2 separate regions of the Homo sapiens genome follow, and region 2 is linked to region 1. Evidence: read pairs that join two places in POLR2A ChIA-PET (ENCODE). Cell type or tissue: IMR-90. All regions are shown on one strand. Links, peaks and the distances in the headings refer to the core of each region. The heading gives the core; the rest is flanking DNA.

What was found. Peaks named below come from ENCODE experiments on the same cell type or tissue, not always from the same donor. Only the 100,000 strongest peaks of a DNase experiment are listed, where the experiment ranks them.
Region 2: POLR2A ChIA-PET joins it to region 1 with 6 read pairs; 6 of 35 experiments call an interaction of 5 or more read pairs at or near these places.

What each region holds. Positions count from the first base shown.
Region 1 is chr10:124,929,555-124,945,103 of GRCh38, reverse strand. ZRANB1 (zinc finger RANBP2-type containing 1) reads right to left here and starts at 2,981. Exons shown (of 9, transcript NM_017580.3): 1 at 1,797-2,981. The coding sequence starts at 2,610. In IMR-90, for the core only: no CTCF peak of the experiment used is centred there; a DNase peak (open chromatin) is centred at 8,953.
Region 2 is chr10:124,852,566-124,868,114 of GRCh38, reverse strand. It overlaps the pseudogene NPM1P31. Among named protein-coding and RNA genes, the nearest start is that of ABRAXAS2, 59 kb to the right of the region's middle. RefSeq lists an enhancer at 3,158-3,657. In IMR-90, for the core only: no CTCF peak of the experiment used is centred there; no DNase peak of the experiment used is centred there; H3K27me3 peaks cover 440 bases.

The sequences.
Region 1 (15,549 bases), core at 4,962-12,961:
TTATGTTAAATCAATTTGATCTCTAAGGAAACTAATAACAAAACCCTTTTGTATCTCCTGTTTAAATTTTTTTAACTGACAATCATACTGTATGTTGCCCCTCAATTTGGAGCAGAAAAATCAGAGGAATAAAATGGGACAACACAGACAGAAGATAGCCCGGTATGTTTTCATCCCCTCATCCTCAGGATGGGAGGAAACTAGAACTAAGACTTGCTAAGTGCCTACTAAGTCTGGAGGTCAGAAGGATTCATCTGCTGGGATATTCTTTTTTGCCAGAACAAAGCTAAAATTGAAAACTCAGGATTTCAGCTGGGCACAGCAAATTATGCCTATAATCCCAACACTTTAGGAGGCTGAGGTGGGAGAATCGCTTGAGCCCAGGAGTTCAAGACCATCCTGGGCAACATAGGTAGACCCCCATCTTTACAAATAATAATTTAAAACAATAGCAGGGCATAGTGGTACATGCTAATGGGGAGTCCCAGCTACTGGGGAGGCTGAGATGGCAGGTCACTTGAACCCAGGAGGTTGAGGCTGCAGTGAGCCATGATTGCATCACTGCCCTCTAGCCTGGGTGACAGAGTGAGATCCCATCTTGGGGCGGGGGGGGGGGGGGAATGATATATATAATTTAATTTTAAAACTCACGATTTCTTGGAAATCAATTCCTAGGACTCACAGGTTCATACACCTAAACTTTCCATATTCTTGGGCTGTACCCAGAGGGATAAATAAAAGAAATTGGTACTGAGGGAAAACATACAGCTAAGGTATAGTTAAAGCTTAGCTATTGTTCCACACAAAGTTTAAACTTAGTAATCATTCAAAATTTCCCTCATAAGACCAAATGTCAAAGCAAGCAGCCCATCCAAATAATTTAATAAAAATCAAACATCTAATCTACTCAAAAAAAAAATACTGAAGACTCAAGTCACTGCTTTTGTGAATTACATCACAATTAACTCACAAGGTCAAGAACTGAAGAAAAACTCTGCTCTCCTATGTCTCTGTCCTTTAACAGCATTTCCTGAGGAAAATGTCACAATACATATGAACCATAACTTGAAGTATGGAATCAGCTGGCTACATGTAATCAGTTCCATAAAGTTTGCAAACATTTACTACATGACATTCATGTTAAATTAACACCAGTATTTTCAAGGTCAATATGTTTGTTCAACTTCTTGGAGTCACACATTTTTGTGGTATTTTTAACATCTGACTAAAGCTTCTATCATCACAAGATGCTCACACTGTTTACAAATACTTGGAAACAGCAGCTGGTGTTCCTCAGTTACATCTTGTTACAATAAACAGAGTAGCAGTTTTAAAGTCCAGGTATATATTTTACTGCTGATGTGTAAAAACTTTGCTTTAACTTAAACGTTTCCACTGCCCCCAGTAATGGAGAGACATGAACACAATTAATTGTGGGCAATTTAGTACAAAGTTACGACAAGATCACAAATACACAAATTTTTATGTATGCATACTTGAAAGTACAGCTATCGTGCTGAATGAATCAAATGCTAGTGACTTTGCGCATATATATATACACACACACACACACACTCACATTTTTGCATGTGCGTGGAGACACAGTCTCACTATGTTACCCAAGCTGGAGTGCAAGTGCTATTCACAGACCGATCATGGCATACTACAGCCTCAAACTCCTGGTTTCAAGCAAGTGGCTAAGACCACAAACGTGTGTCAGCGCACCCAGCTCTTTTCATATCATTTTTACTACCTTTTCCCATCCCACGCAAAAAATGCAGAATACAGAAACTTACCCACACAAGCATTGAGGAAGAGCCAATCAGTCTTTTTCATCCTGTTTTTAATTTGCTTTAGTTTTTTAAAGTCTACTTCAAGTTCCTCCTTGCTTCCCACAGCACCAGCCAATTCAATCCTCTGAAAATCCATTTTCACTTCAGAGTCCCGCTTCGTAGCAGGAGGTGATCTCCTTTGGCTATTACCACTACTGCAACTTCCCCTCCATCGAGCTCTGTCTTGCTCATTTATTATTGAAGAAGCCTCTTCAGTCTCTGCCAATTCTATTGCTTCAATGTTATTAGGTCTGGGATGATCACAAACAACACATCTTTTAGCCTTGGCCCAGTTTTCATATGTGCAAACAGAGCAAGTCCAGTGCTGTGTCCTAGTGTTCAGTTTATTTCTATCATTGTATTCCTCACAAGGATCAACAGAAAAAGCAACTGGTCTTGAGCCAGATCCTGAGGACTGAGGAGATTCTGTAGGACTCCTGGTCCTACGTTGGGATAAGCACTGGGTACATCTGATTGCTCTTGGCCAGTTCAAATATGTACACATGTGGCATGACCACTTATTTGCATTTTCCATGCTATACGAAGATTTCACCCTTGGTCTTGCACTAGAGTCTGGACATATCAAAGGACTACTTCCTCCTTCGGTGCTGGAAGGATCCCAATCTCTACCAACATCACTTGAACCACTTTTAAATGGATCTTCTGTAATAATTGTTCCACTAGGTCTTTGGGCACGACACATAGTACACTTGATTGCAGATGGCCAGTTTTCATACGTACAATATTCACAAGCCCACTTAATTCCACGTTCTGACATTGTGCACTTCTTGAAGTGAGCTGTGTCAGGCAGGAAGCTATAAATAATTAGGACATGGTTATTAAAATAACTACATTCCACCTCCAAAAATACGCTGCCCAAAAAGCAAGTCCTTCAACCTACAAAATATAAATTTCTCAAAAGATGCATGCAACATTTCGACATTGAATTATCCTAATTTTCTTTTTTAATTTCCATAGAAACACTGGAGATAAATTCTCAAAGAAAAAATCTTAGACCCTGGGATTTAATAAAACTGAACTTTGGAATGCAAAAGAGATAGGCAGGAGATATAACGAGGTTTGATCTAAGAAGGATGAGATTAACGGGAAGCCACTAATAGAAATGTTTAATTTCAGGGAGGCCATCACATCAATTTAGAAAAGTAACCAATAGTTTAAAGAGACAAAGGTAGAGGAAACAACACAAACTAAAAAATAGCTTAAACACATAACCATTCTCAAATTATGAACACAGATTATGATTCATGAATTCAGAAGATCAAGCAACGTCTATTTTATCATTCTCGCTAAGGGAGAAAAGCAACTTAAAATGCTAATTATCCACTGTTCTTAATTAGCACAGGTAGTAAAGAAACATGTTGAGAAGTAATGGCTACAATTAACAAAGTAACATTATGAAATAGGTAGTTCCTTGATAATCTGTAGCCTCAAAATCTAGTTCTATCTGGAGTAAAAAAAAGAAGACTGTACTGGGGAAAATTAAATCTGTGGAAGGTCACTGAAATAACCAGTAGCATAATCATTCCAATATAATTGTGAATGTTCATAATTAAAATATTTTAAATTTTGAATATTTAAAATATACTCAAAATCTAATTCATGGCCGGGGGCAGTAGCTCAAGCCTATAATCCCAGCATTTTGGGAGGCTGAGGCGGGTAGATCACAAGGTCAGGAGTTCAAGACCAGCCTGGCCAAGATGGTAAAGCCCCGTCTCTATAAAAATACAAAAATTAGCCGTGCATGGTGGTAGGTGCCTGTAATCCCAGCTACTCAGGAGGCTGAGGCAGAGAACTGCTTGAACCCGGCAGGCAGAGGTTGCAGTGAGCTAAGATCGCACCACTGCACTCTAGCCTGGGTGACAGAGTGAGACTCCATCCCCTGCCCCCCAAAAAATCCAATTCATATTTAAAAGATATTCACACTACTTAAAAGATTTCTAGGATTCAACAATGGGCTAACACTACACTATAATGAAGAAAGACTTCATAATTTAATGGCAACTAATTCATAAATGAAGCAACTTACATAACAAATTTAATTTTTTTTTTTTTAATGGCTTGAATTTAGACACTGGCCACTTTTCCTAAATACTTTTATCAACTCAGTATCATCCCAACACCTATTTTTCACCCGGAAAGAGAAAGAAATCCTAGGCAGAGTATAGAAGCTTTGCTCTCTCTTTCTCAGGGATTTTTCCTGAACCTAGAGGGTTAAATCTTTTGTTTGTTTGTTTTTTTGTTGTTGTTGTTTTCATTTTTGTTTTTTTGAGATGGAGTCTTGCTATGTTTTGCCCAGGCTGGAATGCAGTGGAGTGGTGCAATCTAAGCTCACTGCAACCTCCACCTCCCAGGTTCAAGCGATTCTCCTGCCTCAGCCTCCCAAGTAGCCGAGATTACAGGTGCATGCCACCATGCCCGGCTAATTTTTGTATTTTTAGTAGAGATAGGGTTTCAGCATCTTGGCCGGGCTTCTCTTGATGAACTCCTGACCTCGTGATCCACCCACCTCGACCTCCCAAAGTGCTAGGATTACAGGCATGAACCACCACGCCTGGCCTAAATCTTTCACTTTTGAAGTATACTGTATTATGTTCCTGCCTGCCAAGTCCATACACCATTTATAGTGTGAACTCTGCTAAGAAGAAAAAAAAATCACTATAAGAAAGTATACTACTTAATAGCTAAAATAAAAACCACACTTACTAAGATTTTAGTTCCCACGCTATAACCTCCACCTTGCACATGATTAGAATAAAAGTACGGTTTGCAAATCAGATCAAAGACAAGATTCCGTCTTCATGCTGGCTCAGAATTCTGACTTCCTCAGGAGATACTGCAAAACGTGATAAGTGGTTCTGTCTGACTGAATAGCTATTCCTGTAAAGGAGACCAAAACTGAATTTCACTTGAAGCCTGCTACTTTAGCTAAAAGATTTTTAAGGCTTTATTTTTATCAATTCTCTATTTTAACCCTACTCACTTATTTTAACAATGGACAACTATATTTAGAATTTTAATTTAACAAAACAATAAAATTGGCTAATCAACTGGGCTGGTCAGCCAAATTAAACATGGATGAGACATTTTTCTATATAACCTTAACCCTGTGCTGTGTACACAGTTCTAATATTACTATTAATTTGGCAGTGCTAAGTTAATTCCTACCTGTATTACTCTATTACTAAAAGGGAAAAGATGATAAAATCCAAAAAAGTAGAAAAAGCAAAATAATTGCTTATATTTAGCTATGAAACCACCTTCAGCAACTGCATTTTTTTCCCTGATCCAAGTAATATAAAATTATCTTGTTTAAATTTTTAAATTTAGTTTGTATAATGATTACTTACAAACTGATAGCAGCCCAAAAATGTGTGGAAGAGCAGAGAACTATAATGATATAACCATCCAGAAAGTAGACAATACAGATTTAATGGCAATTTTCATACTCTTTAGGCAGATTCTTTTAGTTTCTCGGGAATGAAATATAAGTTACTTGCTCATGCTACTGGAAATTAAAATGAGCATGTAGAAACTTATTAACAAGATAAATGCCATAATGAACATATATCCAGGGCTACTCTAAGTAATTTCAATATATCTTTTAAAATATTCACATTCAAAATCCATACTTGTTTTGATAAGTCTTACTATGTTTGTAGGTGCAACTAAACAGCCCGTAACCTTATGTTATCTTAGCTAATCTTCATGTAACTAATATGCTGGCACAATATATTTAAATGTCCAGGCTGATTTAAAAAACAAACAAAAAACTGTCATAAAAAATAATCACTGTCATAAATGCCTGGTAAAATAATGGACAGACAGCTGCCTAATTAGCCCACCAACCTCTGAAAATCCAGGTAACTAAGCAATACCAAAACCAAGCTCAAGAGTTTTGAGATGTGCCTTATATTAGATAATAAGCACAGTGGCTCAAGTCTTTAATCCCAGCACTTTGGGAGAATGAGGTGGGAGGATCACTTGAGTCCAGGATTCAAGACCAACCTGGGCAACACAGCAAGACTCCATCACTACAAAAAAGGAAAAAAAAAAAAAAACACGATTTTTGTTGTTGTTGAGACAGTCTCACTTTGTCACCCAAGCTGGAGTGCAGTGGCACAATCTTGGCTCACTGCAGCCTTCACTCCCAGGTTCAAGTGAATCTCCTGCCTCAGCCTCCAGAGTAGCTGGGACCACAGGCGCATCCCACCATGCCCAGCCAATTTTTTTATTTTTAGTAGAGACGGAGTTTCACTGTGTTGGCCAGGCTGGTCTCAAACTCCTGGCCTCAAGTGATCCACCTGCCTCAGCGTCCCAAAGAGCTGGCATTACAGGCGCGAGCCACTATGCCCGACCAAAAAAAAAACTTTTTTTTAATTAGCCAGGTGCAGTCGCCTGTGCCTATAGTCCCAGCTACTCAGGAGGCCAAGGAAGGAGTATCATTTGAGTACAGGAGTTCAAGACTACAGTGAGTTATGATTGTGCTACTGTGCTTCAGCCTGGGATGACAGAGCAAGGCTGTCTCAAGGAAAAAAAAAAAAAAACGTAATGATGTACAGTGTTCACTCTGAGAGAACTTGAAACATTGCAGGAATGTTGTTTAGTAACTGCAAGGTAAAATTCATTGAAGAGTGGCTAGGTGCTCACGCCTGTAATCCCAGCACAGGAGGCCTAGGTAGGTGGATTGCTTGAATCCAAGAGTTCGAGACCAGCCTGGGCAACATGGCAAAACCACATCTCTTCAAAAAATACAAAAATTAGCCCAGGGTGGTGGCACATGCCTGTAGTCCCAGCTACTCAGGAGGCTGAGGCAGGAGGATCGCTTCAGCCCAGGGGACTTGAGGCTGCAGTGAGCCATGATCACACCATTGCACTCAGAGTGAGACTTTGTCTCAAAAAAAAAAAAGAAAAGAAAAAATTCATTGAAGATTATCTGAGACAGCCATTTCTACCTGTGGTAATTAGTAAACAGCACTGAACAGTAAGGATAACATCAACTGAACTATGTGTTTTTTTGCAGTATTACAAAGAAATTAACAGAGTACACTTTTTCCAGATGTCAAAACATTCCAAAAAGTACATAAAATTATTTCCAAAGTAGCCAGCTCTAAAAGTTAATACTCTACCTTGAAATAAAACTTACCAAATATCACTTTAAGTATTAAATATATTCATACGCCCAAGTAAATTTAGTTTACAAGTTTAATTTTGCATGCAAAGCAGATTTGCAAATTCTATCCAAGGACTCAAACTTCAATTAATTGGTAAAATAAAACCACAATAAAATCAACATAATCTAGGCCTTCTTTAAGGAGAACGGGACAAAACTGCTACTCTTAAGACAAATATTCCTTGGTTCAAATGCAATACCAACAGTTCCCATCCTGTGGACCAAGGAGACCAGGAATCCATTTGTGCATCAAGCTCTGCCTGTAGAATGAATAATGTCTCTAAATATATCAACCATTTACTACTACTAAATTGACAAGTACTAAATTCGTAACTGTTTTTAATTATATACTTTCCAATTCAGATAATAAAAGTGCAGAAATATGGTATATGTACTAATAGCAGGCGGGGGAAAGGGACTTACATAATGGAACATTTTTTATACTGTCATGTTTAATATTTGTGAAGCATTACTAAACACTGTACAAGAATTATATTTATATTGAAGTCAATTCCTCAAAATTGTAGCTACACTACAAATTTCCCCAACCACCTACTAAACAATCATAGAGAACTGAAGAAATGAAATAATTCTCGGTGGGGCGCAATGGCTGATGCCTATAATCCCAGCACTTTGGGAGGCCGAGGCGGGTGGATCACTTGAGGTCAGGAGTTCAAGACCAGCCTGGTCAACATGGCGAAACCCCGTCTCTACCAAAAACACAAAACTTGCTGGGCGTGGTGGCAGGTGCCTATAATCCCAGCTACTCGGGAGGCTGAGGCAAGATAATCACTTGAACCCAGGAGGTGGAGGTTGCAGCGAGCCGAGACTGCAGCACTGCACTCCAGTCTGGGCAACAAGAGCGAAACTCCATCTCAAAAAAAAAAAAAAAAAAAATACACACAAATAATTCTCTTCAAGTGCAAACTCAGGAAACAAACTGAGATAAGCTCAATTGCCAGTAGTTTCAAATGATGAGAAGTTATACTACTCAGCTACTCAGGAGGCTGAGGCAGGAGAATTGCTTGAACCTGGGAGGTGTAGGTTGTAGTGAGCAGAGATTGCGCCACTGCACTCCAGCCCGGGCGGCCCGGCGAGACTCTGTCTCAAACAACAACAACAACAAAAAGCAGCCTTAAAGATTTTTATTAGCTTTATTAATACAAATTTATACTTACTAATATAAATAATTATTAGCTTATTAATATAAATCTGCGGAGATTTACAAATGCTCAGAGAACATCTTAGGGATATAAAGACGAAAGCTAAAACTAAAACGGATTTTCCAAGCATGCTAAATTTTCAGGCTCTTAAAATATTACAAAGCAATTTTGAACTATAAAATTTCTGTAAATAAAAAACTTCAAACTACTTAACTCTTAAGCCAAAGTATCGCACATACTCATCTCTTTTCTCATCAGTATATTCTTTCATCACTGTCTTCTTCGCAATAGTCAACAGGAAAAACAACCGGTCTAGACCAGGATCGTGAAGATCGATGATATGGTAAAACCCTTTATCTACAAATCTAACCTCATTTCAGGGCTTCACCAGGTTATCAAATCCTCCATTAAACCCCTTATTTTCTTCTCACAACAAACTCCTATCTTGACTTCTCCAGTTTCCATTAATGACACTATTAATACCTCTGCACCCAGCAGAGAACTCAGAATCACCTTAAATTCTGCCTTCTCCCCACAGATTCTTTCTAGTGGTTTCTATCTAATTACTGTCTTCTCATTCCCACTGCCATCAATCCTTTTCCAGTTCAGGTCAGAACTACCATAAAAGCCTTCTAAGCATCTTCCCTTTCTAAATCCATCCAGCTGACTGTTCCACAATTCTCTTTCTGAGGCTCTTCTGCAACAGTATAAACTCTCAACTCCTTCCTGTCACAAACACACACACCACTCACTCCCAAACATGCCACACACGCCCGACTCATGCATGTGTCACCACCACCCAACATACACATGAAGGTACTGCCTTAGATACAGAAGCACAATAGACACCCTCATTTATAATGAACTCTACCCATCCTTTAAGGCTCAGTTCAAGTCTCATCTTCATGAAGTTTTCAACTCACTCCAAGTACACTCCAAGCAACCATACTTTTATTGACATTTGGCACTTTATATTTCCTCTTGGGGCTAGTTTTTGGAACGCTAATTCATATATGTTTTTCCTATGTCACTCACATCCTTCTATTTCCATCCCTCCCTTCGATTTCCAGTCAAACAGCCAGGCTTTCAAAAACCTTTGTTCAGAGATTCCAGTGGCACGGAAGGTAGACCAGCACCTTGTGTTTAGTAAAACCCAAGAAGAGGCCATGTTGAATGACTTGATGAAAGAAAGGAGTAGACCTTGTGAGCAATCTCAGAAGAAATTCTAGAGAGGATGGAATCAACTCCATGGCAGCAACTGAACAGGCAGCAAGACCTCAGTAAAAAGTGTCTGCTAGATATAAACTAGGTGTCAAGCCACAGGCACTAGGGCCCACAGTTGGTGGCAGAGCCACAGAACCTGATGGAACCTTGTGGAAGGCAATGGAAGACAGTATCATAACCAATGCAGGCAAAATCTGAACCATATGACACCAGGCCTTCCAATAACATGAGGAGAGGGGACCCCAAGGATGACTGAGGTTGAATTTCTTGCCAAAGAAGTAGAAGTCAAATCAAGTTAATTTAAAGAAAGCAAATGTGGTACCTTCTTTCTATCTGAGTTTTTGGACTAAGATTCATGTTTGATACACTTGTTATGTCTTCCTATATCCTTGACCAGATTATAAACTGAGCAAAACCTATTACATGTTTTTCTCTCATTTCATAACACACCAGTTAGGTCCATACTTAAGTATACAACTACATCAACAAATAGCTAGAATATTACACAGCAAGCCATGACTTCAGCACCTTCACATTCTAGCCCCATTAAAAAATTTGTAACATGTAATTGAATCCACGAAATTATTAAACACTTTTGCCTCTGCAACTTCGGCATTTGAAATAAAAAGAACTCTTAGGCAAAATACAACAATCACTAAATTATTTGTTAAATGGCTTAGTCTGAAGCTCTCTGGTTCTATAATCCACAATTAAACATACTGTTCTCACATGGCTTCCAAGACATTCTCCTGGTTTTCCTCCAATCTCAGTAGCTTTTCTTCCTCAAACTTCTTTGTTGGCTTCCTTATCTTTCTGAATTAAAGAGCCAAGTGCCCCAAGCTTTGGTCCTCTTCTCTCTAACCTCTAACTACTTTGGGGATCTTAGACAATCCCTGGGCTTTAAATATCATCTACTTCATGATAATTTAAAAATTTGTATCTCCAAGTTGGATCTCTCCCCTAACTCAAGATTTGTAAAACCAGTTGCCCACCTGACATCTCAATTTGAAGGTTTAACAAGTTTCTCACACTTAACATGTCCAAAACTCAATTCGTAATCAGAATTTCCTATTTCTGAGCCTCAGTTTTCCCATCTACAAATTAAAGGGATTAGACTACTAAAAGCCGCAAAATTGTTCAATAAATGTTTGTTCCTTTCGTCACTGCTCTGAAAGTCTACCATCCAGAGCACTGTGGCAACCCATAAGCTGGTTAACTATTCAAATCTTGCTATGACAATGACACAAGTACAAAACTTTTGCAATCATTAAGTATCTTCTAAAAGTCCTAAATTAGTGTGAAATTGTATGTAAATAATCAATAATTAGATCTCAAAAATGAGCTGGCATTCCTATAAAAAGAGGTCACTATTATCTATGGCATCTGTATCAAATGAGTAGATCTGAACTAAACACACTGTACTCTTCCCAGGAATTTGTGGATAAGTTGGACAAGGTAAAATTAAATAACACCTGCCAGGGTGACCTTGGCCTTATCAGCACTATGCCTTAATTAACTGAGGTGATTACCCTCTACAACTACAACTAACTTCATTCCAACCAAACCTAAATCTTCAAAATGTAACGAATTTAAATGTTACATTTTAATCTGTCAAGGATACATTAGAAAAAACTGTAATAAAAGTTACAACTCTAATGGTCTTGTTTTCTTTTAAACCACTAGACAATTAGCAATCCACTGACTAGAATGAAAGAAGATCTTAAAGACAAAAAGTTAACTTACATTGTGTCAAATCTAGCATGAAACAATATTAATGCTCTTTCTGTTCATCTTGTCATCTCAGGAGGATTTCTAGCTCTTTACATACTTACTCTATCTGAACACTTCAGTTCCTCAATCGTAACAAGAAAGTGAGCGGGTGTAATACAGGTATGTCTTGAGCTTCAGCAGAACCTATCTTAGAGCATAGTTCCTTTACACAGTTTGAGACATCCCAGGTCAATCACGTACCTTAAATCACAATCCCAAACAAAACTAATGTAACAACCTATGACAACATTTACCAAAGGTTTACCATGCACTCAGAAATATGGAGAGATATAACTAGACAAAACACTGTCCCTGTGCTCAGAGAACCTGCAATCTAACTGGATGAAAGACCACAGTTTTCTTAAACATGTATGGAAATGGAACAATTAACTCCAAAAATACACAGCAATCCAGCATTTAAATAATAATAAAACAACTTTTGCAAGAACTATGAACATGCTACTTCATTCAGAATTTAATTTCTGTCAGCCAGGCACAGTGGCTCACGCCTGTAAACCCAGCACTTTGGGAGGCTGAGGCAGGTGGATCACGAGGTCAGGAGTTTGAGACCAGCCTGACCAACATGGTGAAACCCTGTCTCTATTAAAAATACGAAAAAATTAGCTGGGCATGGTGGCGCGCACCTGTAACCCCAGCTACTCAGGAGGCTGAGGCAGGAGAATCGCTTGAACCTGGGAGGTGGACGTTGCAGTGAGCCGAGATCGCGCCATTGCTCTCCAGCCTGGGCAACAAGAGCAAAATTCCATCTCAAAAAAAAAAAAAAAGAAAGAAAAGAAAGTAAACTGATTAAGCTGGACTTCACTGATTATTTAAAACTTCTGCTCTGTGAAAGACACTGTCAAGAGAATAAGAATACCAAAAACCAGAAAAAAAATTTGCAAAAGATAAGTGACTATTATCCAAAATACACGAAGAACTCTTAAAACTCAGTAAGAAAACCACTTAACTGAAAAATGGGCAAAAGATCTGAACAGACACCTCACCGAAGAATATATATAGGTGGTAAATAAGCATATGAAAAGATGTTGAACATCTTTTCAAATGCAGGGGGGTGGCTCGCGCCTATAATCCCAGCACTTTGGGAGGCCAAGGTGGGCTGATCACCTGAGGTCAGGAGTTCAAGACCAGCCTGGCCAACATGGTGAAACCCTGTCTCTACTAAAAATACAAAAATACACCATACATCATTAGGTAATTACAAATTAAAACAATTAGATACCACCACATACTTACTAGAATGGCTAAAATCCAAAACACTGACACTAACAAATGCTATCAAGAATGTGGAGCAACAGGAACTCTCATTCATTGCTGGTGGGAATTCAAAATCATACCTGTAATCCCAGCACTCTGGGAGGCCGAGGTGGGTGGATTACTTGAGGTCAGGAGTTCAAGACCAGCCTGGCCAACATGGTAAAACCCCATCTCTACTAAAATTATAAAAAACTAGCCAGGTGCGGTGGCGGGTACCTGTAGTTCCAGCTACTTGGGAGGCTGAAGCACAAGAATCACTTGAACCCAGGAGGCAGAGGTTGCAGTGAGCCAAGAACGCACCACTACACTCCAGCCTGGGCAACAGAGTGAGACTCCATCTCAAAAAAAAAAAAAAAAAAAAAAAAAATCTTTACACCCGTATAGTGTGGGAATTTTTTTCTAATTGCAAAAAGTTGGAAAGAACCAAGATGTCCTTCAGTGGGTGAATGGATAAACTGTGGTACATCCAGACAATGGAATATTATACAGCTCTAAAAACAAATGGGCTATAAAGCTACAGAAAGACATGGATGAACCTTAAATGCATACTACTAAGTGACAGACAACCTGAAACAGTTACATAATGTATGATTCCAACTATATGACATTCTAGAAAAGGCAAAACATGAAGACAGTAAAAAGATCAGGGGATTGCAAGAGTTAGAGGGAAGGGATGAATAGGAAGAGCACAGAGGAGTTTTAGAGCAGTGAAATCACTGTGTGCTATTATGATAGATACTTTTCATTATAAATTTGTCAAAGCCCATAGAATCTACAGAGTGAATCCTACTGTAAATTATGTACTTTGGGTGATTATGTGTCAATGTTGGTTCATTAATTGTTAACAAATATACCACTCTGTGGAAGGATGTAGACAGTGGGGGAAACATGGGGGCAGCAGGTGTATGGGAACTCTCTGTATTTTCTGCTCAATTTTGTTGTGAACTTAACACTGCTCTAAAAAATAAAGTATTTTTAGGCCAGGCGCAGTGGCTCACGCCTGTAATCCCAGCATTTTGGGAGGCTGAGGTGGGCAGATCACCAGAGATCAGGAGCTCAAGACCAGCCTGGTCAACATGGTGAAACCTTGTCTCTACCAAAAATACAAAAATTAGCCGGGAGTCGTGGTGGGCACCTGTAATCCCAGCTACTGGGGAGGCTGAGGCAGGAGAATCACTTGAACCTAGGAGGCAAAGGCTGCAGTGAGCCGAGACCACACTACTGCACTCCAGCCTGGGCAACAGAGCAAGACTCTGTCTCAAAAAATAATAATAACGGAGAGTATTTAAAATGACACAGGGCTGGAGCAGTAGGAACCACTGCTGTAATCCTAGCACCTTGGGAGGCCTAGGAGTTCAAGATCAGCCTGGGCAACATAGTGAGACTCCATCTCTACAAAAAATCGTTATAAAGTTAGCCCGGTATGGTGGCACACGCCTGTAGTCCCAGCTAGGCTGAGGTGAGAGGATCACTTGAGCCCGGAAGGTCAATGCTGCAGTGAGCTATGATCACACCACTGCACTACAGCCAAGAGAAAAAGCAAAATCTTGTCTCCAAAAAATACATTTATATCCTTAAGAGGGCATAAAAAGCCCTTCATGACTAACTGATTTTTGGTTTTTAACAGAGAGGGTCTTACTCTGTGGCCTAAGCTAGAGCAGCATGATCATGGCTCACTGCAACCTCGACCTCCCAGACTCAAGTGATCCTCCCACCTCAGCCTCCAGAGTAGCTGGGCCTACAGGCGCACACCATTACACCGAGCTATTTTTTAAATTTTTATTAGAGACAAGGTCTCATACATTGTCCAGGCTAATCTCGAACTCCAGGCCTCAATCTTCTCGACTCAGCCTTCCAAAGTGCTGGGTTTACAGGCATGAGCCACTGCACATAGCCATGATTAATCTTTTAAGTATCTTCTCAGCTACTCTTCCAAATATATACGTCAAGAATATCCTATAATATTTCCCTTTAATAATTTATTATCTTTCACTAAAGCATAGAAATGTACTTTACTATGGAAAAACCACTTTCATCTCTTGATATTTATACCTAGTTCTCTCACATATATGAAAATGTACCAGGTCAGGTACCGTGGCTCATGCCTGTAATCCCAGCACTTTGGGAGGCCAAGGCAGGCGGATCACCTAAGGTCAGGAGTTTGAGACCAGCCTGGCCAACATGGTGAAACCCTGTCTCTACTAAAAATACAAAAATTAGCTGGATATGGTGGTGGGTACCTATAATCCCAGCTACTCAGGAGGCTGAGGCAGGAGAATTGCTTGAACCCAGGAGGAGGAGGCTGCAGTGAGCCAAGGTTGCACCACTGCACTCCAGCCTGGGCGACAGAGTGAGAATCCATGAAAGAAAGAAAGACAGAAGGAAAGGAAGGAAGGAAATGTACTGCACTTTCAAAATGTGAGTTTGAGTCCCTCTCCCTCTCTTACATCTGAAATACTAGCCAAAGCCTTAGAACCCAAGCCTCACATCTGAAAAAATGGGGACCATAATGGCTTACCTATCTTTAAGTGGAGGGCTAAAACTGATCACTTCAAAACCCATTAACATCACGAACACTCGCCAGCTTGATGTAACATCAACTTAAGTTTTGTACGGAGCTTTAGGTAAAGAACAGTAACTTCATTGAATCCTCAGGTACCTTCCCTCTTAAAGTACCCCATATCTTTTTTTTTTTTTTTTTTTTGAGACAGAGTCTCGCTCTGTTGCCCAGGCTGGAGTGCGATGGCAGATCTCACCTCACTGCAACCTCTGCCTCCCAGGTTCAAGTGATTCTCCTGCCTCAGCCTCCTAAGTAGCTGGGACTACAGGCGTGTGCCACCAAACCCAGCTACTTTTTGTATTTTTGATAGAGACAGGGTTTCACTATGTTGGCCAGGCTGGTCTCGAACTCCTGACCTCATGATCCACCCGCCTCGGCCTCCCACAGTGCTGGGATTACAGGCATGAGCCACGGCGCCCAGCCTCCATTTTTATGAATAAGAATCTGTGTTGGCCAGGCGCGGTGGCTCACACTTGTAATCCCAGCACTTTGGGAGGCAGAGGTGGGCAGATCACGAGGTCAGGAGATCGAGAC
Region 2 (15,549 bases), core at 3,001-11,000, 75 kb after region 1:
TTCCTCGTCATCTTCATCATCATCTTCTTCATCATCACCACCATCTTCATCTTCATCATCATCTTCTTCATCATCTTCATCTTCATCATCACCATCATCTTCATCATGATCATCATCATCTTCATCAGCAGCAAGTTTTACTTGTTTCTGTGGAACCTTGCTACCACCTCCAGGGACAGATTGCTTTCCAGATATACTTAAGAGTTTCGCACTCTCCTCCTCTTCATCTTCTGACTCTGCATCTTCCTCCACAGCTACTAAGTGCTGTCCACTAATATGCACTGGCCCTGAGCCACACTACAACTGTAAGACCACTGGTGGTGTGATTTCAAAGCCCCCAAGGGAAACCGTTGACTAAACAGACATTTTCAAAGTTGCCAGTGTTACTTCAATTGGACCGCCTTCTAATTCACTGCCTCTGCTTCAACAATGTGCAATCATCCTCTGCACCAGCCCATGAACTGACTGTTCTTAAAGATAACTGGTGCTCATTTTCATCATTATCCACCTTAAAGTGATCATCTTTGTTGGCCTTAAGTTCACAACTGAAAAGATAGTTCTGGGGCCTCAGAGGACTCATGTGCATGTCCATCGAATCTTCCATCGGGTGGCGGCATACACTTAGGTGGTAGAGAAGGCGGACGGAGATAAACGACCACTGCTCAAGAGAACAGCCCCGCAGGATGGAATCACACCAGCTTTCTTTTTCTTTTTTTTTTTTTTTTGAGACAGGGTCTGGTTCTGTCACCCATGCTGGAGTGCAGTGACATGATCTTGGCTTAATGCAAACTCTGCCTCCCAGGTTCAAGCAATTCTCATGCCTCAGCCTCCCAAATAACTGGAATTATAGGCGTGCACCACCACATCTGGCTAATTTTTGTATTTTTAGTAGAGACAGCATTTTACCAAGTTGGTCAGGCTGGTCTCAAACTCCTAGCCTAAAGTGATCCACCCACCTCATTAGGCAGGCAGATCAGGTCCTGCTGGCTGGCCTTTGAAGTCCTGCTTTTAACTTAGCCCCATGTCTGGGATGGGGCCAATTGAGGAGACCTCATGAGGCTAAACTAATCAATGCCCTGAAATGACATTTCTCTTATCAGTGGATCTTCCCCCTGGCTGCACTTCAGAATCCCTGGGGAGCTTTAGCAAATACCATGGCCAGGGCCCATCCCTAGGGCTTCTGGAGCAGGGCCGGGGCCAGTGGTAGGGTTCAAGAGCTCTGCAGGTGATTTTAATGAGCAGCCAGGGTTGAGACAGCCTCTGTGTGGCTGGCACATGGGAGGAGGTTGGCCAAGCCCACCGGAAGGATTCAGAGCAAGGAGGTAGCTGAGTGACAACTACCTGACCAAGAGGCAGAAGATGGCAGCCACATGTCCACGTCCACAGACACGCTGATGTGCCTGGAGTCTTGCCTCTGATGCTTCCCATCCACATAGTGGGCACCTTCCGGAGCAATCTTTTCCAGGGTCATAGGAAGAAGGAAGGCACGCAGGCGACAACCCCATTTTGGAAGGAATGAGATGTTCGGGGTACTTGTGACTGTTGGCCACGATGTCAAAGACTGAACCAGGTCCCTGCACACCTTTCAGAACGCAGTAAAACGTCCCTATCGGGGGGTACCTGGGCACGAGGACGGGAGAGTGTGCTGCTCCGGGGAAGCAGCTATTTTCCTGCTGGGTTCACCTTGCACCCCTAAGGGTGGCCCCATTACTTTGACTGAGTGATGGAGTGACTATGGCCACAGGCTTCTGGGCCAGGCCCTCCAAGTTCCAGTCCTGGCTCCATGCTTCAAGTCCCAACCTAAATGCATGCTAGATACTTTGACCCTCAGTTTCTTTAGCCATAAACAAAATCTAATAACAGTAGTTTTAGATTTAGATTTAGATTAACAGTAGGCTGTTCTGGGGAATAAACAAGATACCGGTGTGAGGAAGCCTGACCCTTCCTAAGGCTTGACAAACGTTAGCTATGGTTCTAAGCCTGAACGGACCATCCCAGGATAACCAGATCTCTCATCATTACAACATGCCAGGAATTGAAGTGGGCAAAAAACATCAGGTCAGACATGCTGGCGGGCCAAGGGCTTTGCAGCTTTCCACCAGACACTCAGACCGTCAGAGCTGGGGGCTTGGCAGCCTGCTGGCCAGGAGTTCCCGAACCTGGCTGTGCTTAAAAGAGAGACGAGGAGCTTAAAAGGCAGCAGACCAAAAAGCTCTCCGGGTCATCCTGATGGGTGGCCAGGTTTGTGGACAGCTGAGCTGCTCCAGCTCCCTTACCAAACGGCGGTGGTGGGGAGGTGGAGGCGCAGGGAGAAGTGATCTGTCCGAGTTCCTGAAGTCAGTCCGTGGCCATGCTGGGCCCAGCACTTGCCCTGTGACCCTCAAAGCCCCACCGTCTACCCTTCACTCAAGGGCTTCCTACAGCCGTGAGGATACAAGAGAACGCCTTGTGTCCTTGGAAGCATTTTTGTAATCTAAAATGTAGAAGAGTGCATTTCCTGCCTACATAGTTAAACACTTTCCTTTAGAAGAAAGGCTGGGGCCGGGCACAATGGCTGGCTGGGTGCAGTGGCTCATGCCTGTAATTCCAACATTTTAGGAGGCTGAGGCCGGCAGACTACTTGAGGTCAGGAGTTCGAGGCCAGCCTGGCTGACATGGGGAAACCCCATCTCTACTAAAAATGCAAAAATTAGCCAGGCATGGTGGTATGTGCCTGCAATCCCAGCTACTTGGGAGGCTGAGGCAGGAGAATCACTTGAACCCGGGAGGCAGAGGTTGCAGTGAGCCGAGATAGGGCCACTGCACTTCTGGATGACGGAGCAAGATTCTGTCTCAAAAATTAAATAAATAAAAGAAAAGAAAGTCAACTTCATGAAGTGCTATTTTAGCTGAATCTGAATAGAAGCCTTAACCTTATGGACAGAGAACTCCCTGGCTGGGAGGCTGGGTTGAGACCTTTACATTTGGAGGATTGTTTCCTGCAAATCAGGAAGAGGTGAGCTCAGCCGTCTGTTTTAGAATCCACTCTTTTCAGGAGGAGGGTAAATACCAGTCTGCTGTTTGGAAATGGAGCTTGGGTGTCAAATGACAGTCATTTCTCTTTAATGGCAGACATTTGTTAATGATTATATAAGTGTCCAGAGGTGAGGCTGCGACAGCCCGGACATCATTGATTTCCTAGAAATATATTTGTACTGAGGACCAGATGGCATTTGGACTGCAAGAGACACCGAGGCTCAGACAAGCAGGTCTTTGCTCCTGCCTCTCTCTCCTCCTGTTGGCCCAGCTGGCAGTGCCAGGAAGGGGCCCCTGTCCGCTGACTCCTGCACTGGTGGTCTCCTCCCCTGGGAGGGAGGGGTAGAGGAAGGGTTCATGGGACACACACAGGCCTCAGGGTCAGTCAGCTTCGGGATGATTCCTGGCTGGGTCACTTCCTCCCAAGTGGCTTTTGGCCAAGTGGGCCTCACTGTCATCACCAGAAAGCGTGGATAATGCCACCTATGTGGTGGAAGGAAGGTGTCCGCCCAGAGCCTGGCAGGCAGTGGGTGTGCCCTGAGTGACAGCAGCTATGGTCACCAGGCCTGGACTCCTCCCTGGCCTGACCTGTTTTGGGGCTGAGATGCTGGCTCACTGCCACGCTGTGCTCTAAAAAAGGAATGTGGTCTCAGGTCCTAGGCGGGGCAGGAAACAGAGACTGTCATTCCCAGCCCACGGGCTCCTCGCAGACCTCAGTCTCCCCGTGTAAGATGAGGGCCAGACGGAGGGTCTCTGGAGCTCTTCCAGCCTCAACAGGCTAAACATTTGAATGACTAGAGGCTTAGACTAGCCATCTCAACTCTGGCTGCTCGTTAAAATCACCTGCTGAGGCCGGGAGCAGTGGCTCACGCCTGTAATCCCAGCACTTTGGGAGGCCGAGGAGGGCGGATCACCTGAGGTCAGGAGTTTGAGACCAGCCTGGTCAAAATGGCGAAATCCCGTCTCTACTAATAATACAAAAATTATTCAGGCGTGGTGGTGGGCGCTGGTAATCCCAGGCACTTGGGAGGCTAAGGCAGGAGAATCGCCTGAACCCAGGAGGTGGAGGCTGTAGTGAGCTGAGATCGTGCCACTGTACTCCAGCCTGGGTGACAGTGAGACTTCGTCTCAAAAAATAAATAAAATTACCTGCTGAGCTCTTGAACCCTACCAGTGGCCCCAGGCCTGCTCCAGAAGCCCCGGGGATGGGCCCCAGCCCTACTCCAGAAGCCCTAGGGCTGGGCCCCGGCCGTGGTATTTGCTGAAGCTCCCCCGGGATTCTGAAGTGCAGCCAGGGGGAAGATCCACTGATAAGAGAAATATCATTTCAGGGCATTGATTAGTTTAGCCTCACGAGGTCTCCTCACTTGACCCTATCCCAGCTATGGGGCTAAGTTAAAAGCAAGACTTTAAAGGCCAGCCAGCAGGACCTGCTCTGCTGCCCTGGTTGGGAAGAAAACAGGTTGGAGGAGGCAGGAGACTTGCCTGGAGTCTGTTAGGGGAAGAGGTCAAGCATAACCTGGGCTGTGGGCCTGGTAGGGCTTCCTTGCACGTGGCCAGAGGGTCCTACTCCCAAGCATACCCACCCTGGGCTGGGAAGGGCAGCTCGCTCCAGGAGGGAATCCACAGTTCTTCCTACCTTTCCCCAGGCTTCTTTCCAACAGCAGGGCCAGCCAGGCGGCAGCCTCTGACCCCTTCCAGGTCTTTGGTGGTCTGCAAAATGCTAAGGATTGAGACCCCAGTGGTCTTTCCTTCTTTTTTTGGAGATGAAGTCTCGCTCTGTTGCTCAGGCTAGGCCTGAACTCCTAGGCTCAGGTGATCCTCTTGCCTCAGCCTCTCAATTAGGTGGGACTACAGGTGTGAGCCACCAGGCCCAGTGAGGCCCAATTACTTTAACAACATCATTACCATCCATTTCTTCAGGGCTGGCTCAGTAGCCAGCCAGTACTAACTACTTTACATACATTAGCCAAGGCCAGGGGTGGTAGCTCCCACCTGTAATCCCAGCACTTTGGGAGGCCAAGGCGGGAGAATCGCTTGAGCCCAGGTGTCCGAGACCTGCCTGGGCAACATGGTGAATACCCATCTCTATTTCATAAAGAAAGAAGCAGCTGGGTGCAGTGTCTCACACCTGTAATCCCAGCACTTTGGGAGGCTGAGGTGGAAGGATCACTTTAGCCCAGGAGTTTCCGACCAGCCTGGGCAACGTGATGCAACCCCATCTCTATAAAACATTTTAAAAGACAGCACAGTGGCTCACACCTGTAATCCCAGCATTTTGGGAAGTCGAGGCAGAAGGATTGCTTGAGCCCAGGTGTCTGAGACCAGCCTGGGCAACATAATGAGACTTCATCTCTACAAGTAATAAAAAAATTAGCCCAGTAGCTGTAGTTCCAGCTACTCAGGAGGCAGAGGTGGGAAAATCACTTCAGCCTGGGAGGTCAGGGCTGCAGTGAGCTAAGACTGCACCACTGCACTCCAGCCTAGGTGACAGAGTGAGACCCTGTCTCTTAAGTAAATAAATAAATAAGTAAAATAAATAAATAAAATCAGCTGGGCATAGTGGTGCACACCTGTTGTCCCAGCTACTCGGGAGTCTGAGGTGGGAAGATGGCTTGAGCACAGGACGTTGAGGTTGCAGTGAGCCATGTTCATACCACTGCACTCCAGCCCAGGTGACAGAACAAGGCCCTATCTCAAAAAAAAAAAAAAAAAAAAAAGGGTAAAAGAAAGAACTGAAAGAAAGAAAGAAAGAAACTTGATAACTAGCTCAAATCTCACTGAGAGTAAATTTGCCAAGCCAGAATTCACTCCTAGTGTCCTAGTGTGACGGGCCCAATTGTCCATGCCCCTTCTGCCAAACCACCCTGCTCCTGCTCCCAGTGTGGGTCTGAGTCTACCACTGCCTGAAAGTGCAACCTTGTTGGTGCACGTGAAGCTGGGGTTCAAGCTCTTCACAGCTAGTTCTTTCAGCTATGACCCACTTGCAGCAAAGCCCCACTCAAGAGCTCATCAAGGATTCTACTTCCAGTTGTGATGCAGTAGCTTTGAGCATGTCAATTGTCCCACTGAAAACAACTAGAAAAACCAGATAAACACACACACACGCATAATCTGCTTGAAAGTATTTGATAACTCCTGAGCAGCTAGAACTTAAAATAATAGTAAATACTTGATTTTTCCAAAGAAGGCAAAAAAAAAAAGAGAAAAAAGAAATAAAACAGGTAAGATAAAGAGAAAATAAATATTATTAAGGCGGGGTGCAGTGGCTCACGCCTATAATCCCAGCACTTTGGGAGGCTGAGGCGGGAGGATCACCTGAGGTCAGGAGTTTGAGACCAGCCTTGTCAAAATGGTGAAACCCCATCTCTACTAAAAATACAAAAATTAGCCAGGTGTGGTGGCACACACTTGTAATCCCAGCTACTCAGGAGGCTGAGGCAGGAGAATCGTTTGAACCTGGGAGGTGGAGGTTGCAGTGAGCCAAAATCGCGTGCCATTGCACTCCAGCCTGAGCGACAAGAGTGAAACTCCATCTCAAAAAAAAAAAAAAGTAAAAAGTAAGTAAATATTAAAACGCTCTATTTAAACACAAATATATCATCATATAAATGTAAATAGGCTAAACACTCCATTAAAATAACTTATGTTTTTAGTGGTTTGAAATAGAATGGTACATTCTTAGGACTGAAGCCCATAAAATTCTTCCATCTAAGACTGTATTGTTGATTTTTAAAAGGGATTGGAAAGTTGCTGACTATTCTGAACAATAGTGAAATAACAGGTTGAAAAAGAACATGTAGAGAATGACCTCAAAAAAGGTCAACACAAGGCTGAAAGCTGCCTCAAATCCACACCACAGGGGCACGCTAAAGGCAAGGAGGAGACCATAAAAGCAGCCAGAGAGAATGAATGGATCATGTTAAAAATGGCAGGCTGGCAGCAGCCTTACGAAGACATAGGGGAGTAGGCTAATGCCTTCCAGAGGGAGAAAATCACTCAGAATTGTAAATCCAGAAAAAGTATTTTTCTTTTCTTTTTTTTTTTTGAGACAGAGTTTCACTCTTGTTGCCCAGGCTGGAGTACAATGGCGTGATCTCAGCTCACCGCAACCTCCACCTCCCAGGTCCCGATTCAAGCAGTTCTCCTGCCTCAGCCTCCTGGGTAGCTGGGATTAAAGGCACGCGCCACCACACCCAGCTAATTTTTATATTTTTAGTAGAGATGGGGTTTCACCATGTTGGCCAGGCTGGTCTCGAACTCCTGACCTGGTGATCTGCCCACCTCGGCCTCCCAAAGTGCTGGGATTACAGGCGTCAGCCACCGCGCCCAGCCAGAAGAAGTATTTTTCAAAGGTGAAAATCAAAATAAAATTATTCAGAGAAACAAACCTGGGAGACATTACCACCAACAGAGATTCACTAGCGAAACTTCTGGGGCCGGGCACGGTGGCTCATGCCTGTAATCTCATCACTTGGGAGGCCAAGGTAGGCAGATCACTCGAGGCCAGCCTGGCCAACATGGCAAAAACCCACCTCTACAAAAAATACAGAAATTAGCCAGGCATTGTGGCACATGCCTGTAATCTCAGCTACTTGGGAGGCTACAGCACGAGAATCACTTGAACCCAAGAGGCAGAGGTTGCAGTGAGCCAAGGTTGTGCCATTGCACTCCAGCCTGGGTGACAGAGTGAGACCCTGTCTCCAAAAAAAGAAAACTTCTGGCTGGGCACAGTGGCTCTCGCCTATAATCCCAGCACTTTGGGAGGCAGAGGTAAGAAAATTGCTTGAGCCCAGGAGTTCAAGACTTGCCTGGGCAACATAGAGGGACCCCATCTCTACAAAAAATACAAAAATTAGCTGGGTATGGTGGTGTGCACCCATGGTCCTGGTAACTCCAGAGGCTGAGATGGGAGGATCACTTGAGCCCCAGAGGTTGAGGCTGCAGTGAGCCAAGGTTGTGCCATTGCACCACAGCCTGGGCAACAGAAAGAGACCCTGACTCAAAAAAAAAATGCTTCTAAAGGATGTACATTAGGAAGAGGAATGTGATCATGGCAGAAAGAGCTGAGATGCCGTAGGAGGAGGCAGTAAAGAACTGACAGACGTGACCCTCTGCAGCTCCAGGAACTGCCTCTCTAGTGATGGCAGCTTTAGTGCCAACTGTTCAGCCTTGCCTCACCCGTGAGCTTGACTTCCATGAGCAGGTTTTCATTATGAATCAACCGCTCTCTTAAGGACACTGCTTTCCAGAGCACTGATTCTTAAAGTGTGGTTCAGAGATTCCTTGGAGTCCCTGAGACATTTTCAGGGGGTTCATGATGTCCAAACTGCTTTAATAATAATATTAAATTGGCTGGGCACTGTGGCTCACACCTGTAATCCCAGGACTTTGGGAGGCTGAGGTGGTGGATCACCTGAGGTCAGGAGTTCAAGACCAGCCTGGCCAACATGGTGAAACCCTGTCTCTACTAAAAATACAAAAATTAGCTGGGCGTGGTGGCAGGCACCTATAATCCAAGCTACTCAGGAGGCTGACTCAGGAGAATTGCTTAAACCTGGGGAGTGGAGGTTGCAGCGACCCAAGATTGCGCCACTGCACTCCAGCCTGGGTGACAGAGCAAGATTCCGTCTCAAAAAAAGAAAATAATAATAATATTCTTAAATTGTTATTTACCTCTTTATACTCCTATTCTTTCCTGAGTGTATGGTGGAGTTTTTGAGGGGCCACAGATTGAATGTAGAAGCTAATATGAAAATCTGTCTTCTGTTAAGCCATACATTAAGGAGATTTATAAAAGTGTAAAATAATACTACTGTTCTCACTAAGTGTTTTTGTTTTAGAAAATGTAGTTACTTGGCTGGGCGCAGTGGCTCACACTTGTAATTCCAGCACTTCGGGAGGCCAAGGTGGGCAGATCCCTGGAGGTCAGGAGTTTGAGACCAGCCTGACCAACATGGCGAAACCCCGTTTCTACTAGAAATACAAAAATCAGCGGATGTGATAGTGGGCGCCTGTAATCCCTGCTACTCAGGAGGCTGAGGAACAAGAATCGCTTGAACCCGGGAGGTGGAGGTTGCAGTGAGCAGAGATCATGCCCAGCACTCCAGCCTGGGCAATGGAGTGAGACTCTGTCTGAAAAAAGGAAAGAAAATGTACTTTTCATTTAAAAAATGTTATTTGTGAGAGAAATTTAGAAGCTCAAAGAAAATTTAAAAATCTGAATACATATTCTTCAAAGCTACCCCCCAAAAACTAGGAAAAGAATATGAAAGACTGTTAGTTCGATGAATGACTAGGGAAGTTTTGTGTTCTACTGTGGGAAAACTTTTTCACAGTTGCTGGCAGATTATATTAATTTAAATTTTTATTTTTATTGTTCTCAAATAGCAGCTCTCAAATTTTTTGGTCCTAGGACCTCTTTAGACTCTTAAAATTTTTGAGGACTCAAAATTGAGGGCTTTTGTTATGTGGATTATATTTATCAATGACTCCTATTAAAAATGAAAATTAAGGACATTTTTATTTTATTTTATTTTATTTTCTAAAAAAGTAGAGATGGGATCTTGCCATATTGCCCAGGCTAGTCTCAAACTAATTGACTCAAGCACTCTTCCCACGCTGCCTCCCAAAGTGCTGGGTTTTACAGGCATGAGCCACTGCGCCTGGACAGAAAATTGAGGAAATTTTAAATTTTCATCAGTTCATTCTAAAATAACAATAAACCTGCTAATGTGAATACAAATAACATTTTTTTTTTTGAGACAGAGTCTCACTCTGTCGCCCAGGCTGGAGTGGCACCATCTCGGCTCACTGCAAGCTCCGCCTCCCGGATTCACACCATTCTCCTGCCTCAGCCTCCTGAGTAGCTGGGACTACAGGCACCCACCACCACGCCCAGGTAATTTTTTTTTTTGTATTTTTAGTAGAGACAGGGTTTCACCATGTTAGCCAGGATGGTCTTGATCTCCTGATCTCGTGCTCCGCCTGCCTCGGCCTCCCAAAGTGCTGGGTGGTGTGAGCCACCGCGCCTGGCCTCGATTTCTCTCTCTTTAAAAATGTTAGACACCATGCCCTAAAAAAGCTTAACAGCCCTCAACTGATCCATCCATAACCTGTCTACCATAAAACAGCTCAGCATTCTTTGAAGGAATACAACCAAATACAATACTCAAAAACACAAAATGTGCAATGTCCAGTACCTAGTTAGAAACTACCAGACATGCACAGAAGTAGAAATATGTGGCCCATAACTAGGAGAAAAATCAGTCATTAGAAATAGACCCAGTCAGGCACGGTGGCTCATGTCTGTAATCCCAGCAGTTTGGGAGGCCGACGTGGGCAGATCTCTTGAGCTCAGGAGTTCAAGACCAATCTGGGAAACATAGCGAAACCCTATCTCTACAAAAAATATATAAAAATTAGCTGGGGGTGGTGGTATATGCCTATAGTCCCAACTACTTGGGAGGCCGAGGCAGGAGGATTGCAGGGAGGTTCAAGGCTGCAGTGAGCCAAGATTGCACCACTGCACTCCAGCCTGGATGGCAGAGTGAGAAACTGCCCTGTCTCAAAAAAAAAAAAAAAAAAAAAAGAGAGAGGAAGAGAAAAAGACCTAAAAGGAAAGATTATTAAATTAGTATGTAAGGATAAACAGCTATTAGAAATGTGTTCAGCCGGGCACGTGGCTCACGCCTGTAATCCCAACACTTTGGGAGGCCAAGGCGGGTGGATCATGAGGTCAGAGATCAAGACCATCCTGGCTAACACGGTGAAACCCCGTCTCTACTAAAAATACAAAAAATTAGCCAGGTGTGGTGGCAGGTGCCTGTAGTCCCAGCTACTCAGGAGGCTGAGGCAGGAGAATGGCGTGAACCCGGGAGGTGGAAGTTCCAGTGAGCCGAGATCACGCCACTGTACTCCAGCCTGGGTGACAGAGCAAGGCTCCATCTCAAAAAAAAAAAAAAAAAAAAGAAAAAGAAAGAAAGAAAGAAATGTGTTCAATATGCTAAAGTATTTAAAGAAAAGAGGGGCCCAATGGAGACAGAAATTGAAGATCTGAAAGAAACCCTCATGGAAGTTCTAGAGATGAAAATTACAATGTTTCATCTAGAGATGAAATAAAATGTTACTGAATAGGTTTAAAAGCAAATAAAATATGACACAGGAAAAGATCAGTAAAGCTGAAGATGTAGCTACTACAAAAACTATCCAAATTGAAACACACAAAGAAAAAAAGACTGAAAGAAAGAGAACAGAACCTCGTGACTTGTGGGATAAAATTCTATAGCTTAACATTTGTTTAACTGGAGCCTCAGGAAGGGAGGGGAGAGGGCAAAAAAACTATTTGAAGAAATAATGATGGAACATTTTCCAGATTTGATGAAAAATTACTAACCCACAAATCCAGAAAATCTCTACAAGCTTCAAGCAAGACAGACACAGGGAAAACGACACCAAAGCACATTATAATCCACTTGATGAAAACCAGTGGTAAGAAAGGAGATCCTAGAAACAGCCAGAGTTGGCCAGGCACGGTGGCTCACGCCTGTAATCCTAGCACATTGGGAGGTTGAGGCGGGCAGATTGCCTGAGCTCAGGAGTTCGAGACCAGCCCGGGGAACATGGTGAAACCCCTTCTCTACTAAAAAAAGATCCAAAATAATTAGCCGGGTGTGGCAGCGTGTGCCTGTAATCCCAGCTACTCGGGAGGCTGAGGTAGGAGAATTGCTGGAACCCAGGAGGCGGGGGTGGTAGTGAGCTGAGATGGCGCCACTGCACTCCAGCCTGGGCGACAGAGCGAGACTCCATCTCCATAAAAAAACATAGTAATAATAAAAGGAAACAGCCAGAGCTTTTTTATTTAAAAAGCACATTAGGAACAGAGGAACAAAGATAAGAACGGTGGTAGACTTTCATCAGAAACTTTCTAGGCCAGGAGATAATGGAAAAATATCTCCAAAGTACTGAAACAAAAAAGTCATCAAACTACATTTCTATGTACAGTGGAAATGTCTTTTTTTTTTAAATATCTTTTTTTAGGCCGGGCATGGTGGCTCATGCCTGTAATCCCAGCACTTTGGGAGGCTGAGGCAGGCAGATCACCTGAGGTCAGGAGTTCGAGACCAGCCTGGCCAACATGGTGAAACACTGTCTTTACTAAAAATACAAAAATTAGCCAGGTGTGGTGGTGAACCTGTAGTTCCAGCTGAGGCAGGAGAATAGCTTGAACTCAGGAGGCGGAGGTTGCAGTGAGCTGAGATCGCGTCATTGCATTCCAGCCTGGGCAACAAGAGCGAAACTCCATCTCAAAAAAAGAAAGAAAGAACAAGAAAATATCTTTTTTTAAATGAAGGCAACATAAAGGCCCTTCTCAAAGGAAAGAAAAAAAAGCCAGGCAAGGTTGCATGTACCTGTAATCACAGCTACTCAGGAGGCTGAGGCAGGAGGATCGCTTGAACCCAGGAACATGAGTCAACCTGGGCAACATAGTGAGACCTCATCTCTAAAAGAAAAGAAAGAAAGCCAAGGGAATTGATCACTAGCAGACCTGATCTGCAAGAAATGTTAAAAGCAATTTTTCAGGCAGAAAGAAAATGATACATGATGGAAATGCAAATCTACACAAAAAATAGAAGTGCCAGAAAGAGTTAATATTTGAGCAAATACAAAATTTGCAGTGTTCAGATAAAGCTGTACTTAGAAAGACATTTATAGTATTAAAGACATATGTTAGAAAACAAGAAAGGCTTTATCCATTACAAGAAACTAGGAAAAGGTTAACAGTAAGTAAAATTCAAGTAAAATAGAAGAAAGCAAATAATAAAGATATAAGCAGAAATTAATGAAATAAGAAATGTGGTTGGGGGTGGCGGCTCATGCCTGTAATCCCAGCACCTTGGGGGACTGAGTGGGAAGGATCACTTGAGCTTAGGAGTTCCAGCCAGCCTGGGCAACATAGGGAGACGTCTGTACCAAATGAAAAAAGATTACCCAGGCCGGATGGCACGAGCCTGTAGTGCCAGCTATTGGGGAGGCTGAGGTGGGAGGCTCGCTTGAGCCCAGGAGGTTGAGGCTGCAGTGAGCCATGATCACCCCACTGCACTCCAGCCTGGGCAACAGCATGAAAACCTGTCTCAAAAAATGTGCAGTTGAGGGCTGGGCAAGGTTGTTCACACCTGTAATCCTAGCACTTTGGGAGGAGAATCACTTAGGCCCAAGAGTTGGAGATCAGCCTGGGCAACATAGCTAGACCCCATCTCTACCAAAAAAAAAAAAAGAAAGAAAGAAAGAAAAGAAAGGAAAACAACTTAGCCAGATGTGGTGGTGAGCCCCTATAGTCCTAGCTACTCATGAGGCTAAGGCAGGAGGATTGCTTGATCCTAGAAGTTTGAGGTTGCAGTGAGCCATGATCAGGTCTCTCTTACACACACACACACACACCAGTTACATATGGCTTTACCAGATAATTATTTCAAAGAGTTTAAGAAAAAATAACCCCAATGTTAAACAAACTCTTCCAGAGAATGGTAATAGATGGAACACTGGCCAGCTGATTTTACAAAGCCAATACAACCTTGATTTTAAAATCTGATAAGGATGTTATAAAAAAGGAAAATTACAGGTGAATCTTTCATGAACATGGATGTAAAGTCCCTTAGCAAAATATTAGCAAATGAAATCCAGTAAAATATGAAAAGGTGAATACCTCTAACAAGAAACTTAGTTTATTCTATAAATGAAAGATTATTTTAACATTTAAAAATCAATATAATTTACCACATTTAACTCAAAAAGGGGGAAACATTATATGTGTTTGATAACATTTCATATTCATTTGTAGTAATAAAAAGAAACTTACCAGAAAACAAGGAATAAGGCTGGGTGCAGTGGCTCACGCCTGTAATCCCAGAACTATGGGAGGCTGAAGTGCATAAATGGCTTAAGCCCAGGAGATAGAGACAAGCCTGGGCAACATGGCAACACCCATCTCTACACAAAATACAAAAATTTTTGTGTACAAATACAAAAAATTTTGTGACCGGGCATGGTGTCACGTGCCTGTGGTCCCAGCTACTCAGGAGACTGAGATGGGAAGATGGCTTGAGCCTGGGAGATGGAGGCTGCAGCGATCGCACCACTGCACTCCAGCCTGAGCGACAGAGTGAGACCCTACCTTAAAAAAAAATAGAAAAAGGTAGAGAGAAAGAAAAACAAAAGGAATAAAAGATTATAGAAAGTTAAGGAAACATCCTCAGTCTGATAGAATATCTGCCAAACAAGAAATCTAGAGAAAATATCTTTGTATGTATGTATGTATGTATGTATGTATGTATGTATGTATGTATTTACTTATTTGAGACAGAGTCTTGTTCTGTTGCCCAAGCTGGAGGGTAGTGGCAGGATCTTGGCTCACTGCAACATCCGCCTCCAAGGTTCAAGCGATTCTCATGCCTCAGCCTCCTGAGTAAACTGGGATTTCAGGCATGCGCCACCATGCCCGGCTAATTTGTGTGTGTGTGTATTTTGTAGAGATGGGGTTTCACCACATTGCCCAGGCTGGTCTCGAACTCCTGAGCTCAAGCAATCCACCTGCCTCAGCCTCCCAAAGTGCTGGGATTACAGGTGTGAGCCACCGCACCTGGTCAGGAATCACCTTACTGAATGTGAAATATTGAAAGCTTTCTCTCTGAGATCAAGTTTGAGACTAATACTTCTTTTTGTTTGTTTGTTTGTTTTTTGAGACGGAGTTTCACTCTTGTTGCCCAGGCTGGAGTGCAATGGCATCTCTACTAAAAATACAAAATTAACTGGGCGTGGTGGCAGGCGCCTGTAATTCCAGCTACTTTGGAGGCTGAGGCAGGAGAATCGCTTGAACCCGGGAGGCGGAGGTTGCAGTGAGCCGAGATCGCACCACTGCACTCCAGCCTGGGGAACAAGAGCGAGACTTCATCTCAAAACACACACAGGCACACACACACATGGACAGCTAGTTCATGGATTAGAAGACTCAATATCGTAAAGATGTCAATTCTTCCCAACTAGTCTATAGATCCAATGCAATATTTTAAAAATCTCAGCAAGATTATTTGGGGGCATGCAGAAGTTGACAAGCTAATTCTGACACATATATAGAAATGCAAACAGCCAAGAGTGACCAAGAGCAAAGCTCCAGGATTCATACTACCAGACATTAACAGTTATTGCTAGCCTACATTAAGATAAATAGGCCTCGGCTAGGTGCAGTGGCTCACACCTGTAATCCCAGCACTTTGGGAGGCTGAGGCAGGCAGATCACCTGAGGTCAGCAGTTTGAGACCAGCCTGCCAACATGGTGAAACCCCGTCTCTACTAAAATACAAACATTAGCTGGGCGTGGTGGCAGGCGCCTGTAATCCCAGCTACTCAAGAGGCTGAGGCATGAGAATAGCTTGAACCCAGGAGGTGGGGGTTGCAGTGAACCGAGATTGGGCCACTGCACTCCAGCCTGGGGGACAGAGGAAGACTCTGTCTCAAAAAAAAAAAAAAAAAAAAAAA